Regions from separate parts of the Mus musculus genome. Here region 1 is linked to region 2. Evidence: chromatin loops called from intact Hi-C (ENCODE). Cell type or tissue: left cerebral cortex. All regions are shown on one strand.

Region 1 (8,000 bases), 250 kb before region 2:
GACCCATCACTCAATTTGGGTAGCAGAGCACAGCCTGTGTTTGCAACTAGTTCCTGCCCTACTGAGACTGCCACACTCCAGGCTCGGGGAGTACTCGGGATGCCAGCTCAAGGCTGCTAGGACTTGGTAACTTTCCCAGATAAGATTTCGTTTCGGACTTAACTCTCCAGTGCTGTACATTCCAGCGGATACACGTGCGTCCCTTCCTGCCCCTTCCCTGTTCTGCAGGCCCGTGGGTGAATGCTGCACCCCATAAAGACACCCTGTAACATATGGGCTCCTCCATGCGCAAATGTTTAGAGAAGGAGACCCCAGATGCCAGATCACTTCCCGGGCATGATTCCAGCGACTGGGATAAAACAAATGCTGGGACGCAACTGGCTGACTTTGTGACCTGCTTTTCCGGCAGGACACTCAAAGCTCAGGCCACCTGCGTGGCCTGGAAGCTTGGGACACCTGGCATGAAATTTGTGGAGCCAGCTTGCCGCGGAGCCCCGTGACCTGGTTTCCTCCGCAGCTGCGTGCAGGCATTAACACCGCTTCAGCCAATGACCTCAGCAAGGGGAGATTTGGAATTCTAGAAGCTCTCTTCTGGGAAAGGATCGCTGTGCATCTGACAGTGCCCCCTTAAAGGAAAACAAAGTTTGCCTTGGCTAATGGTAAGTTAGTTTTGGGCATCCTTCCCCTACTACTCCCGCCAAAAGGGTTTGTGCACAGAACGATCTGCATAGCCAACCCCGGAACTAACTAACGTATTTGCCTACCTGGATCGCCTAGGAGATAATTCATCCATTGGGAGACCTTCTGCTTGAAGGCAAGTGTAAGATAATAGCCAAACCAAAGAGAATAGTGAAGGAACTAGCTTTTCTGCGCGTGCCCTTCGGAAACCCCTTTCCAGGAGCAGTATTCGCTGAACTTTTCCCAGACAATTCATTTCTGTCTGAATTCCCACTGATAATGAAGCTGTTTAAGTGAAAGTTGAAGTTTCAGAAGGATCGGATAGAATAGGAAAGCAAATTCAAGTATTTTTTTTTCCTTAAAGGTAATTCCCAAGATGGCCTGTGCTTGCTCATTTTTAATAAATTTCTGTTCCAGTAATACTACAGCAGCATCCCAAGCATAGAGTTCAATCCGTCGGACACTGTGGTGTAGGCAACACCAAAGGACTATTTTCTCTTCACACCTAAGTATCGTCCCATGTTCCTGCTGCTCAGTTTTCCTCACAACTCATCTTGGGCGTTTTTGAGAAATCTCTCGTTAGGTCCAATTATTTGTTTCACTGGGAAAAACAAAAGAAACAAAAACTCTCTTCTGTGCTAGACGTAATTTGAAGACACTGGAATGTGCTTCCCTGGTTTTCTAGAAGACATAAGCAATCCACAGGTACACCAAATGATGTGACCAATGACAACACCAGCTAACATTAGCAGAGGCAAAACCAGTACGTTTTGGACCATCCTTTCCTTACTTACACTTGGAGCAGGTTGAGTGTAAAGTCATCAGACTATGTGGGGAAACTGAAAGCAGGCCTCAAAGGATTATAGTGCCAAAATAGTATTCGAATGACTCCAAGGTAGACAAACAGCTTTTCCACCAAAGTGGCCATATTCCCTGAATACATTTATCACCCCTACAACAGGGTCCCTGTTCTAAATGCAACTTGCTGTCTGGTGGCCTTAAAACAATGAAGGCTTCAAAATCCTTTAGGGAAAGTTTTTGAAAAGCCTTGAGATGAAGACATGTGTGAAGTTCCCACTAGAGATCTCTCCACAAGCATCCTTCACATGGAAGGGGGAAATCAACAAAAAGGGAGGTGTAGTTAAGGGTTCAATGGGGGGAGGGGGGAGGGGAGGGAAGGAGAGAGAGAGAGAGAGAGGTGTGTGTGTGTGTGTGTGTGTGTGTGTGTGTGTGTGTGTGTGTGTGTTGGTGGGGGTGAGGTTGCTGCAAAGAAGGCTCATTGGTCATTTGGTTTTTAGTGTAGAGGCTTCAGTGTACACCAGACACAAACATGATGTTCTCTAAGAACTGAAGTCAGAAGCCAAGATGACAGCGACTTTTCATAAAGAACCAGTTGGTTCCTCGGTATCTTTGTCTCAGGATCACTCCCAGATAGACATGTGTGGACACGGAGGCCTTTGATATACCATCAGCAAACCTCGGTCTTTCAAATTGTATTACTTGATAGATTCTCTATGTGTCCTTAATGGATGATAGGAAGCTTGAAGTTCTAGAATGTAGGACATCCCTTGGGGGAAGTATCACTACTAGATCCTAAAGTGGGCTTAAAAAATGCAGATTGGTCACTTATGTGGAGAGTAATTCTTTTCCTTCTGGAAGAGACACCTACAAAGTTCTGACAGGGAACCTGTATGGCAATTACTGCACCTAAGTGATTTGTCCTTGATCCTTAAACCCAACACCTTTCAGATAGAGAATCTTCAAGTGACAATCAACACCCTTAGGCTCAAAACTGGCTTGTAGTTAATACCTGCAGAGGAAGCTGTGGTCTCCTTGCTTCTTTTCAAGGAGTCAACGAAAAGGCATCAACTATCCAAAGTATTATACTGACCTAAAAATATTTTTTGTAAACTTTCCAAATATTTGCTTTGAGGAAAATAGTTATTTATTGTCAAAGCATCCAACATACCTGGATAAACTATACCGTTTAATAAATCTCTTAGGGATAGAAGAAACACATAACTATTCAGACTCCATGTCACTGGCACAAAATTACACTTTGTATTAAAAGGGAATACATATTTACATCATTGATGACATTCTTCACTGAAGTCCATAATCATTTCATGATACATGCACTTCCCCCTGGAAACTTAAACCGAATGGCGCCCCCCTTTTTATCCATTTTGTTTATTTTTGTAAGAACACAGCTGTCATCAGGAAATGCAGAACGCATCTCCTCTTCCTCCATTACTTTATATCTAAAATAAACTTTGTCCTTACATATAATTATTACATCTAAACCATAAGTGCTTAATAATTTAAGTAGAAACGTATGACAAATGCATCAATATGTTGCAATATATGACATTTTTTTAAAAATGTACTTTTGTTTTTGGGAAAGTGAAAATTCGTGCATTCAAAAGAAAACCCCGCTCAAACAACCCACCCAATCCAAAATCCACCATCCTGTGCATCGTGTGCGTGCGTCCGTGTGTGCGTTCGTGCGTGCGTGTGTGTGTGTGTGTGTGTGTGTGTGTGTGTGTGTGTGTGTGAAATTAAACATTTGGATGATGAGGCTCCTGGCGAGGGGAGGGACCTGTGTGTGCACGTGTTTGGTTGCAGTGTTTGGGGGCATAAGGTAGTGGTGGATGTCATCCTCGCGTGTCTGCTCCTGCAGGTGGCTTGACTGTGCGTGCACACGCGTGGAAAGCCGGAGTCTTTTACGCAACAATTAATTATGCGAGGTCATGTGCCGGGACAGGTGGTGACGCTCCCTGAAGGACTCGTTGCAAATGGGGCACTTGAGTTTCTCCTCCCGCCGCCGCTTCACCAGGGGCTCCATGGCATACTCCTTTTTGTGGTGAGACCGCATATGGTACACCAGGTCGGAGGTCATGCGGAAGGAGGCGTTGCATTTGGCGCACCAGTTCTGCGCGGGCAGACACAGCGAAGTGAAGGAGGGCGGCAGCAGGGTGAGCGCGGAGGGCAGTTGCAGCTGCAGGGGCCCGGCGGCGGCCGCCGCCGCCGCTGCCGCCGCAGCCGAGCTCTTGGGCCAGAAGGCGGTGGCGTAGAGGAAGGGGCTCTGCTTGGGCAAGCCACCGCCACCGCCGCTCGCCAGGGGCCCGCAGGCTCCGTTCAGGTCCGCTGCCCCCTGCAGCTTCACAGCCAGCGGATCGGCGGCGGCCGGGTAGAGTCTGGTGGGACCCACGCCGTCTCCCGGGTGACACGGCTCGAGAGCGCCCAGCTTCTGGCCGAGGACCAACGGGGACAGCTGCGAGAAGGAGCGCGCGGGCTGCGAGAAGGCGCTCTTCCGCTCGTCCGATGCGGCCGTTTGGCCGCCCCCCGAGCCCCCCGCAGTCCCCGCGGTCCCCGCGCCGCCACCGCCGCCCAGCTGCGACACCGAGGTGAAGGCGCTGCCGCGCGCGGGGCTCCCGCCCTCCAGCCGTCCGGGCAGAGAGCCTCCGGGACGCGGAGCCAGCAACTTCTCGGGGGCCCCAGGCGACCCCGCCGCGGGGGTGGACGAGCCGTTGCTGCCGCCGCCGGCGACACCGCCTCCCGCGTCGGGGTCCTCGGCCGTGCCCCCTGCGCCGTCTGTCGCCGCCGCCTCCTCCTGCAAGCCCACCGCGCGGCCCGCCTTCTTCACCTCCACGAAGGCGCTGCGCTTCGCCTCGCCAGTCTCCGGGCTGGGCGGCGCGAAGAGCCGGCCGTTCTCCTCCAGGCCGAAGTAGCTGCCGGCGGCGCGGTACTGCTGCGGCGTGCACACCAACTCCTCCTTGGAGGTCGCCAGCGGCCTCTCGGAGAAGCGCGCACGGCCGCCCGCCAGCCCCGCGCCGCCGCCCTCCGCCGCCGCCTCCTCTGGGAACCGCCTCTTGCCTTTGCAGCCGCCGGTGGCGACGCCGTCGGGACTCAGCTCCGCCTCCTGGTGGCCGCTGCCGCCACTGCCGACGCCCGGGGCCGCTACGCAACTGCTGCTTCCCCGGGAGTTTTCCAGTTCCCGAGCCAAGTTGTGGAAGTCCGTGGACGGCTTGGCGCTGCCGGCACCCGCGGAGCCCGGCGGGTTGCTCGCCTCCGGGGATGACGCGGGGTAGTGGTGTATGGGGCCGGCTTTGCAGAACTTGGGGCCCGGGATCAACGGCGCCTCCTGTTGCTGCTGCTGTTGCTGCTGCTGTTGCTCTTTACCACCGCCGCCGCCGCCGTGGTCCTTAGTGCCCAAGCCGCCCCCTTGCTCGTCTTGGGGATTCGCATCAGTGCTGTGAAGTCTCTTGGGGCAGCGGAATCGCAGATGTGCCACATAGGGGAACTCAAACTGGAAACGTTGGCTGCATTCCAGGCATGTGTAAGGAGACGACCCTGCTTAGTGAGCAAACACACACACACACACACACACACACACACACACACACACACACACACACACCCCACATGGTTAGTTAGCATCGCCCCTAGGCCACTTAGCCATCCTCCCCATAACAAATCCACTTTATCTTTCTGGGCTGAGTGCCCAAAAAAATGAATACACTATCCTATTTGGTGCAACTTACTTTCTTGATTTGTGCATTTACTAAGTCAAACGCTCCCCAACTTTTCCTTCCCCTTCTGTCCTAGTTCCATTCGGGACAACACCTCAGAAGCTTCGTCCACCCTATGATGTGCAAGGTGAGCCCAGGCACCCGAGCCAACCTACCGTTCATTTTGTGAGCTCTAGACGGGCAGAGCAAGAGCAATTCAGTCAGTTCTTTCCCGTACCAAACTAGTAACTCTTCATCTTTGGCAATCCTGCGGAGAGAGCGGTAGAACAGCTGTCCATTTTTTATATAAGCTTCGAGATTCTGTTCTTCCTTATCTCGGGCTGATTGGACCAGCCGCAGCCACATGAGACCTTCTGAGGAACCATTTGCCGCCGAAGTGTCTACCTACAGTATTTAAGAAAGACAAGAAGAGAGGGATCCACGTGAAAGACGGCAACCAGAGAAACCAGAGATATTTCATCTGTCTGGCTTTTGTTCTTTCCAAACAATTATCTGAAACCAAGTTTGCAAAAGTTGACCAAAGTCGAACTGCATCCCTGCATTTGTGGTCAATGGGCACAGTGGCCATCCTTTGCAATATTGGGTCAGTCTTACAGAGTAGCCTCTTTAGAATCTCCCTTTCAGTTACCTCACATGACAAAAGGAGAGGAAATTTCCCGTGTTTCAGAAGTAAAAGGCAAGTTCGGGTCTTAGTAATTATTCTATGGCACTCACGCCCATCTTCCTAACTGACATGAAGGACTAACAGCTTTACTTCATGATGAAAGACTAGGAACTCTGGGGTGGGGAAACTGGGAGTAACATTTAGCATGTAAATAAATAAAATAATTAATAAAAAAAGAACTACTAGGAAGAAAGAGGCCTGTTACAAACACAAACGTGGATTATAGATGCTTTGCTGCCAAAACAATTAACGTTTTAATTTAAATACAAACTCTGAACACTAGCTAATGTTAACTAAAGAAAGCAATAATCAGGCGATGGGGAGACCTCCCAGGTTACAAAATAAATATACTCAATACTTGTAAAAGTTCTCTCAAGGACTACTTAATATGTAAATAGCCCCAGTACTAACAAGGTCTCCTTAGCAATTTAGGAAGCCCTAATCTAGGGAACCCAGAACTAGAGTACCGATTCAGGCAACCTTGGCATTGTCTTTTTCTTTTTCTCAGTAAAATCACTTGATGATTTGAATCTAGTTTTTCTTTTCTAATTTTTGTTGTGTTCGCTCTGCTCTGACTGCTCAGATGATTACATTGTCCTTAGGATGTCTCCTTCCTCACTCCCAACAGGAAATTACCCTCAGACACCTCCATCACACTTGCTGAGACTCACCCGGAAGATGTAAGGTACTGTTCTCTTGTCCGTGGACTTGAGGGCTACGAAGGCTATGCTGTCATACAGGGAAGTATGGCTCAGTACACAGGGACCGAATATGGCGTTCTCTGGGATGTCGCAGGTTGTATATACACTGGTAAAAATGTCTGTCAGACACTGTTGGACAGCCTTGGCATCTCCATCCCAGATGCCTCTCTGGATGCCTGAATCCTCCATCACTGGAGACAGATACCCAGGACGAGAAGAGAGTTGTTATTGCCTTTTCTGCTACGAACCTCGGCAGAGCGTTTCCGCTACCAGACATATTTTCTTTGCACTTGCCGGCTTTTTTACATAGCTCCTACTTTAAAAATAAAGCCGATCAATCTGTCATGCTTTAAAGATGCCAACTTCGAAGTATTATTCCTTCCTTTTAAATAACTGGAACAGGAAGCATGGGAGCACACTTCCTGCTTGAGAAAAAGAAAATAGAGAGCCGGTGAAGACTGGAGCAGGCTGTGTCTATGCTACCTCGGGATTTATAGAGTGGGGCATTGGGGCGAAGGTAGGGCTTTTGTAGGTTTGTTTGCTTTAAAACCAGCATATGCAAAATTTCTGACTGCATAACTCCCCCCCCAAAAAAAAAACCCGCACTTTTAATCTTTGGGGGACAGTCCTGTCCTATGTACTAAGCCCAGTGTCTCATTGTGATTTCTTCTTTTCTTCTAACAAGGGGAGCAGCCTTAGCTAGCAGGCGGGGACCACGGAGCATGGCGAATGGATTTCAAGTGGAGTGTCAGGGCCACTAATTCTATGTCAGCTAACCTTTCTTTGCAGCCTACAAGAAGGGACGCATGTCTGCTCATTACCATAATCCAGCACTGTCCCTCTGAGGCTTTAATTAAAAGCAGCAAGCAGAGGTAATTATTTTTTCTCGACATGCTTATTTATGGATGAGGTTGAATCCCAGTTACCTTGTTATACAAGAGGGTGGATTGAGTCGCCTGTGGCCCATGAAGCGAGCAGGTATAGGGCAGGCTTGAAGTGTCCCCTGTCTGAAATTCTGTGTGTAATGACTGGTGAATTCTCACTTCCCTTGATACCACCCTGTTTGGGCTAGAAGGGGTCAGCCCTGCTTGAATGGTCCTGAGTGGGCCCTCCAGCTGTTTAATCCGCAGCAATTTAGAAGTAATGCCCCAGTGGCGGGCTCTCTATTAAGCCGTCTTACAGGGATCGTTTCCTTCCTCAGCCACTGGACACCCCCTGTAATACTTAGCACTTAAAGAAAGCAATCATTTAAATTATTTAAACTAGGTCTTAGTTAGCCATGCCATTTTTCTTGGGGAAATCTAACAATTCCTCTAAGTTGGTTTTTCCCTAGCAGTTTCACCAGTGACAGTGATTGTCTCTGTATTTATATACCTTAAGTGGCCGTGGGGAAAACCGATCTTACTCTTTTCTTGTTCAGCTAGC
Region 2 (8,000 bases):
GGAACAGGGCAGAGAGAGAGTATAGGGGACTTTCGGATAGGAAACTAGGAAAGGGGCTAGCATTTGAAATGTAAATGAAGAAAATATGCAATAAAAATTAACATAAAAAAGAACTACAAAAAGAAAATACACATGCATTCTTTATATTCAAATAAGAGAAAGAGAGAGCAAGAGAGAGAAAGGAAGAGAGAGAGAGAGAGAGAGAGAGAGAGAGAGAGAGAGAGAGAAGAGAATGGTGAGGAAACAGGCAGGAAGATGTCTGGACTGTCCTGTCCAGCCATCCCAGTCTAATGGGCTAGCTTCAGGTCTCTATGAGAGACCTTGTCTCAAAATCCAGGATGGAGGGAACCTGAAGAATTGAAACCTGAGGTTGATCTTTGGCATCCACACATGTATGTCTACACTTGAACATGCACATATATAACCAAACATACAGGAAAAATAATAATGATGAGTGGTAAGGAACCCATTAAAGCTCAGGAGAAAAGTAACTGGAGTTAGTATACTAATTTATCTTTTTACACCGGACTGGTGAATCAAAGGACTGTGGGCAGCATAAGAGCTTGGTACTCTGGGATGATTTGATTGACAGCAATGTCTCCTTCATTTTAAAGGTCCGCTGGGGAGATAAAGGATCTACAGAGGAAGGTGCAAGGCTAGAGAAAGCAAAAAATGCTGTGGTGATGGTCCCTGAAGAAGAGATCCCCATCCCATCCAGACCACCTCGACCCAGACCCACACACCAGGCACCTCAGACAAAGTGGTACACGCCAATCAAGGTACGTGTCTGTGTTTTGTGTGCTATAGCTGAAACCTAATGGGGACTTCACTTTTACAGTCTCTCCTGTCCCCCGAGAAAGACTAAGGTCCATAAAATAGTAGACAATCCATTTTTATGCTTTAGCAACTGTATATTTTCTTAGCACAAGTCTTTAAGTTTTTCTATTTATTTACCTGCTTAGTTGATTAACAAAAATGAAGCAATCCAGGTTTACAAGTCCAATATCTCTTTAGGGTCGTTTGGATGCACTCTGGGCTTTGATCATGAAGCAGTATGACCGGGTGTCCTTGATGAGACCCCAGGAAGGTGATGAGGTATGTGATTTCTTGAGAAAGGTGGCTGGGGGCAGGGCATGTAATGAAAGTAACTTAAAACTTCCTGTGGGCATGCAGGATTGAATTGATGCTGACCGCTGCACGTTCATGTTACATAGGGTGCTTGTTAAGTTCTGTGTTTTCAGAATGCATTTTTCAAGCCAATTTCATACCACTGCCTTTCCAGATAATTAATTAAAGTCGTAAGTCTGCTCATTGCTTCGGTATTTGACTTTGAAGGCATGTGTTCTGAGTTATTTTCCTTCGGAAGAAACAGACTGGGAATTAGCATCTGAAGTCTTTTTCTTCTAGCATTTGTGGCAGTGAGATCTGGGGAAACCACCTCAGAACTGTTTCTTTAGGTATAAACCTGTTACCTGCCTTTAATAGTGGTAGCGGTCACAGTCTGGTTTCTGAAATATGTCAAGGTGTCCTGAAGGCTTGAAGTACTGCAGAAATCTGTAATAGTGGTGTTTAGATGCATATCCTTAAAAGTGTGCTGTATGCCTGTCTTTTCCTTATCAAGGACTCCACTTCAAGCTCTCATTTTAGAAATCTGCCAAGAATTATTCTGCTCTTAGTATTTTTCCTAATAACGTGCACCATTTCCTAGTGCTACAATTTTAGAAAAGTTGTTCAGAGCCTCCTCATATGCACCAGTGGTGGCTCTGGTTAAGAGACCCAGTGCTGTTCATGATGCTCTCGTGCTCTCATGGTGTGAGTACAGGCCTTCCTTTCCTACTGAGGAGAACACCATGCACACCTCAGAGGAGTTTGGCTTTCACATTTAGGCCTGGCATGCTGCTCTTGAAAACTTTGGAGTCATCCATCAAATTAGCATTTGTGCTGTGAAGCCAAGATGCACTTAGCATTAGCTAGTTTTAACTTGGTGTTTAAAGTGTAAAAGAATTTTAGATTTGTTTATTAATTTTTTGTTGTTGTTTTACTTCTATCAATTTAGGAACATTTCAGAAATATCTGAGGCCAGCCAGTTAGGGTACACAACTTGAGAATATATAGCTGAACTTTCCAGCGGGAGGCCAGTGTGCTCTGCTAAGACCACTGGGAGAGAGAGCTATGTGTGTCTAGGTAGCAGCCTCTCCTATTACCAGGTCATCGGCACATTAGCGATAGAAACTTCCTTTATATGGAAATTCATGCATCATAAATTCAAGTGTGGGCTTGTGCTCTGTTTCTGGGTCTGCTTGTAACCTTTCTCCTTCTCAAGACTGCTGGAGTCTCACTCACTTCGTTCATTACAATGACTTTCAAGCCTCATCTCAGGGTGTTCCTCACCATGTTAGATGTTCGTTTGTATGGTTAATAATTTCCATCTTATTAAGTGCTGGGGATTGAGTAAATGGAGATAATTGGGGGAGGGGTGGGGTTTCAGTTCTCTTCCTAATATTGTATATGCTCTTCTAGCTATTGTGGAAAACTTGGGATATTTGTAAAATCTACTCCCCTAAAATCCACCCATACCTGATTAAACTGAGTTAAACATTAAACCTTGACTAAATTTACATATACATACTTCATATGAATATGAACTGTACTTATGTGAATGAGATCTTCATTTTCATCTGATTATCAGTTTGCTCTAAAAATTTACTTTCCACTAAACTATCCTATTAAATGTTAGGAACTCTATATAAACAGTCTGTTTTCAGCATAGGTAAGTATGTTAAATTCCTTTTGAAACAGTTTGGCTATCATATCAACTAACTCATCGGAACAAGTGTTATCTGATATTAAGGTCAATTTCTTTAAAGAAAAAAAATTGAAATTTATCAACTTGTAAGTTGGTGTTATTACTCATTTTATTTTCCTGTGTCTCCTGTGGTCGTCAATCTTCTTTGAATGCACACTTATACACAACATATCGTTTTACACTGGTTTGTGCCTTTTATGAGGAATTGGGTGTTGGGTACAGAAGCGTGCGTGAGCGCGTGCGTGTGAGTGTGTGTGTGTGTGTGTGTGTGTGTGTGTGTGATTGTAAAATAGTTTGCTCATTTTAGACATTAGGCAGGCTTGGAACCTCCGGGATTTAGATGGTCGTCCTCATTTGCATGGTCAGGGCATAAAGAATATCTTTTCTCCTGGATACCAAACAGCGGCATTCTCTGAGGGTGGACTGGGAGGCTGACTTTAAGCTGCATGACAGATAATAAGGCACACTTTTTCTAAGGGTTTGACTAATGGCTCCAAGGAACACAACCCCAGTCTATCCAGCAGCTTGTTTTGTGCTTTGGAAAACAGCCTTGTCATTTCGGTAGGAACAGTTTATTGCAGATTCTGCCTCCTGAGAGCTCTGTATGATAAACAAACCGGAGAGCGAGTGCAGCACTGCAGCGAGTCCCGCAGGTGGGGCAGTGAGCCCTTCACGGTGCCTTTGGAGCCCAGGCTGTGCTGGGGCGCAGTGGCCACGGGGCTCCCTGGCCTAGTTCTGGCGCGGCCCCGGGGTCCTTGATGCGGAGGCTGGAGCTGGTGCGCGCAGTATCAAAGCGGTCGCCGGGACGGGCGAGCTCCCCGCGCGGGGCTGCGGGCGGGCGGGCGTGGGCTTTGATGCGGGCGCCGGGTCCTGGGAGTCGCTGGTTTGGCGGCCAGGTGCGAGCTAGCAGGTTGTCCCGACATCTGCTGGCGGCCGCGCTGCCGATTGTCAGCGGAGGTAGTTGAGAGCGGCAGGACCGTTTTTTGGTCTCGCGCGCGCTGCCTGGAGGCCCCAAACTCCAAAGGTAGGAGCGGGGTGGACACAGCTGCGCTCCCAAACTTGCCCGAGGCACAAATAGGAGATCTAATGCAGTTTGACTCCGCGGCGGTGGGGAGACAGGACAGAGAGCCACTTCAGAGACAACTTACCGCTGCAACATCTGCCGCCAAGTTTCCAGGGAGTGACAGGGGACAGCAGGTACAGATCGAAGTCTCTGCACAAACAACCTCCATTAAGCCCTGAACTCTTTTGAAGGGTCTCCATCAAACGGGCTGGATTCCGCAGCAGGAGTTTGTTTGGTTTTCAAAGCAGTTTTTTTTTCTTTTCTTTTCTTTTTTTGTATGTGTGTGTGTGTGTGTGTGTGTGTGTGTGTGTTTTCCCCCTCAATAACAAGGTAATTTATAAATGATGCATTACCATGCGTCCTCTTTTTATTTTTTTCCCCTATGAAAAGAGAGTTAGAGAAGCAGAAAGGCAAAGAAAAAAGAAAGCACAGCACTAGGCTGGAGTTGTTCCACAAACCAATTAAATCTCTGAAGGCCTTCTTGACTGTGTTTGAGGTTATGTTAACCTTCAAACGGCTCCTCACTCACCCGTGAGTAGGCAGCAACTTACAGATTCAACACAAGAATCCCAGAATATGCCTGAAACACACGGATTTCCGCTTGCATCTAACGTTCTATAGATTTTCTTATCTCTGCAGATGTGAAGTTTAAGGTTCTCTTTTCAAAGGAATATGGGATTTAGCTTTGCTGGTGGTAGTTTCTTCTCCTCGCCCCCTCCCCCTGAAAATAAGAATATCTAGGAAATTGAATGGCACAACAGTTTGTTTGTCAGGATTCCATACTTGTAGTACCTTAAAATGAGGCGGTGTCGGCGGAGAGAAAATTCATCAATTAGTTTAATGTTTACCAAAAGAGTTGTAAAAACTCATATTAGTGCACAGGTGTATATTTATACAATGGCAATGGGATGGGCTAAAATAGTAGCCTGGCAAGTAAAGACTACAGTCATGTGATTATACCCCATCATGCAGTAAGGCGGCTGCATGATGTTGAGATGAGAGCAGTCTTATAAATGTATGCTTAGGAGCAAAGGATTAGCCGAAGAGCAGGGCCTGGGGTTAGACGCTGGAGTTGGCAGTGCCATAGTAGTGCATGTGTATATCAAGGTAAAGCCAGACCTCCTATGTGGAGAACACTTATACATTATACAGCCGTGCTCCATATTCCTCCAAATGACTGAGGTCCACATGGATAGAACATCATTCTTCCACTTTTTAAAAGTTCATAGCAAAACCAAGACAAGATGCATCACGATCTTAGGACGCTCAAGTTTCTTTCAAAGATGGCATCAAGAAAGCTTTGTAACTGTAGAGGCCAATGGCTGAAGCTCGCTTCCGGTTTATTATCCCCGGTTGCAGATTTATGTCCACAGCTGTGTTCGTCCTGCTTCTGAGTCCTCATAGCTAAGCAAACAGGCCTGACTGTCTTTGAATGGCACCTTCTTCAGTGACCCCAGCCTCCCTAAATGTCACTCTCTGGGCTTAGGAATCACATGGTGCACCCTTCAGCCACGCCAACCGCAAACTGACCAACACTTCCATATTAGGACTTCCCACCACCTGCCTCTGTTGTCTACCATGTTTGTGGCATAAACCTCTCGTGGGTTTCCTGTAGAAGACTGATCTTTCACTCAAATAATTCTGAAGTTACGATAGTTTTTAGCATACTATGAATGACTTCAGACTTTGAAATACATTTGCCAAAACCTTAAACTTAAAAAAGTTTTATTTTGTATCCTCAGCTATTATTTGCTGTTGTCATCTTTTTAAATGACTACATTCATACATTTTGTTTTAAAAAAATTAGTTTATGTATTTTGTGACATATGGGTGAGCTTTATAATATGTTTTATGGGATCCAGAAAAACCTCCTATTTTAGCCCAAGTCAGTCCTAATGACCACAAAACACTTATACTTTTATATACTATTTTCAGTAATTAAAATGAAAATATAGAGATAAGTATAAAACTGTTGAAAAAACCCTATGACATATACAATTAATTATTGTCCTTTAGGCCAATTATGATCAGACAAACACTTCTTAGAGAACACTTCCAACTCTTTTTTTTTTTGAAAAGTCCAAATCTTTAAAATTTTGATTTTGTTTTATTAGATATTTCCTCTTTCTTTCTTTCTTTCTTTCTTTCTTTCTTTCTTTCTTTCTTCCTTCCTTCCTTCCTTCCTTATTTATTTATTTACTATTATTTATTTATTTATTTATTTATTTTTTCGAGACAGGGTTTCTCTGTATAGCCCTGGCTGTCCTGGAACTCACTTTGTAGACCATGCTTTATTTACATTTCAAATGTTGTCCCCTTTCCTGATTCCCCTCTGAAACCCCCTATCTCCTCCCCCTCCCCCTGCTCACTAACCCACCCCACTTCCAACTCTGCCTCTCAGGTAACCTTAGCATCTTACATTTTCATTATTTCTTTCTGTATTTATTTTAAAACATAACCCGCCTAGTCCACTCAGTATGGCCTGTGTGTACTTGTGATTCCTACAGAGTTCTAGGGTTAGATAGCCTCTTACGGGCTCCTTCCTGGAGGAGATTGATTCTTCCTTTCTCAGTAGCCATTGGTCACTTAGAGCTCTTCATCCAAGTTTGGGGCCTTGTGAGATGCTCCTCATGTACACTGGCATTTCAGCTGGTGCTGCCATGGTGCAGGTCTTGCTCAGGTGAACATAGAGCTGAAATTTTATGGGTACAGCTTCCCTGTCCAACCTTTAACTCAGGACATCTTTTAAAGTGCCATTTCTTCCTCTCTCTTTTTTCTTTAAAATATTTGTAATGTGTCTGCAGGTTTTCCCTGCATGTATATTTATGTGCTACATTTGTGCAGTGCAGGTAAAGGTACGAACAGGACATCAGATCACCCAGAAGTTGAGTTAAAGATAGTTTTAAGCCATGATGTAGGTGCTGGGAATAACACCTGGGTCATCTGGAAGAGCAGCCAGTGTTCTTAACTGCTGAGCCATCTCTTCAGACCCAACTAACTACCTTTGGCTGATACATGATAAAATTTCTACTAGAATAATCCAGATCATGAGCATGTCTCGACCCCATTGACTGCTACAGGGGTGTGTGACTGTATAGATGGATGTACGTTTACACTGTAGTTATAGAAATGTTTGCAGTACTGTAGACCGTACTTGATCTTTATAAAAGTCTTCAACCAATGTCTCTTGCACTGGAAATGAACATTCACAAAGAATGTTCTTTGGCTGCCATTTCTTAGCTTAAATTTACCTCTTAACTATATAATTAACAGGTATGTGTTAATTCATTCTGGTTTCCTAAAGTGAGATGAAGGATATGAAAGATTCAATTACATAAATTACCAAGCTAGGCCAATCTGTGAAAAAGAACGTATATATAATACTTGACTATTTAATGAGCACTTTAGCAATTAACAAAGAAAATTATTTATAAGGACAGTGCCCCTTTTTAGATATATACATTGCTTTTTAGAAATATAAATTGTCTTTCATCTATAAGCGTCGGCACAGAAAAAAAATGCAAAATAAAAAAAAATGCAAGTGGTAGTCTTCCCCAGGGAAGAACACACCAATTGGCTGTTCAATTCCAAATAGTCAGCTCTTAAAACATATATACAATGGACTGAGCAGGTTATATTTAGGAATACATACAGGAGTATATTCAGGAGTATATAGAGGAATATATATATATATATATATGCATATATATATATATATACACACACACACACATACATATACATTTATATATATATAAATATAGTATATTTATAAAGTATAATATATATACTTTGTATATACTATATATATTATACTATATTTATATTTATATAGTATAATATATATAGTATATACAGGAATATATATGTGTGTATATATATATACACATATATATATATAGACACACGCATACATATACATTTAAATCTTTACCTGTATGCATGCTATAGCAGTTGACTTTTTAAAAGGCCATTAATATGTAAAAAGGTCTGGGTTTATATGAAAGGATTTGAAAGAGAATGAGAAATGTAATTATATTATGTTGTCAAAAACAAAGCAAAAACATTTTTTATAAAAGGCCAAAAGTTGACCTCAGTTTTTCAGGGCTGAGCACATTGTTTTTCTAAGCT

What was found. A loop is a pair of places that touch in the nucleus more often than their neighbours do. Peaks named below come from ENCODE experiments on the same cell type or tissue, not always from the same donor. Only the 100,000 strongest peaks of a DNase experiment are listed, where the experiment ranks them.
Region 1: it touches region 2 in a loop (2.2-fold over the local background); 7 of 42 quality-filtered maps call a loop at or near these places.

The regions. Positions count from the first base shown.
Region 1 is chr5:98,182,055-98,190,054 of GRCm38, reverse strand. Prdm8 (PR domain containing 8) reads right to left here. Exons shown (of 4, transcript NM_029947.2): 2 at 6,546-6,766; 3 at 5,366-5,594; 4 at 2,607-5,031. The coding sequence starts at 6,764. The coding sequence ends at 3,413. A730035I17Rik (RIKEN cDNA A730035I17 gene) reads left to right here and starts at 4,071. Exons shown (of 3, transcript NR_153823.1): 1 at 4,071-5,011; 2 at 5,287-5,337; 3 at 6,503-6,937. In left cerebral cortex, a CTCF peak has its summit at 4,607 (motif pointing left); DNase peaks (open chromatin) are centred at 5,878, 6,743, 7,557, 7,699 and 9 more places; H3K4me3 peaks cover 4,955 bases; H3K27ac peaks cover 3,446 bases.
Region 2 is chr5:97,931,182-97,939,181 of GRCm38, reverse strand. It overlaps Antxr2 (anthrax toxin receptor 2), which reads left to right. Exons shown (of 17, transcript NM_133738.2): 15 at 615-779; 16 at 1,015-1,095. Among named protein-coding and RNA genes, the nearest start is that of Gm34226, 81 kb to the left of the region's middle. In left cerebral cortex, a CTCF peak has its summit at 3,454; DNase peaks (open chromatin) are centred at 1,830, 3,367, 3,806 and 4,433; H3K4me3 peaks cover 1,011 bases; H3K27ac peaks cover 759 bases.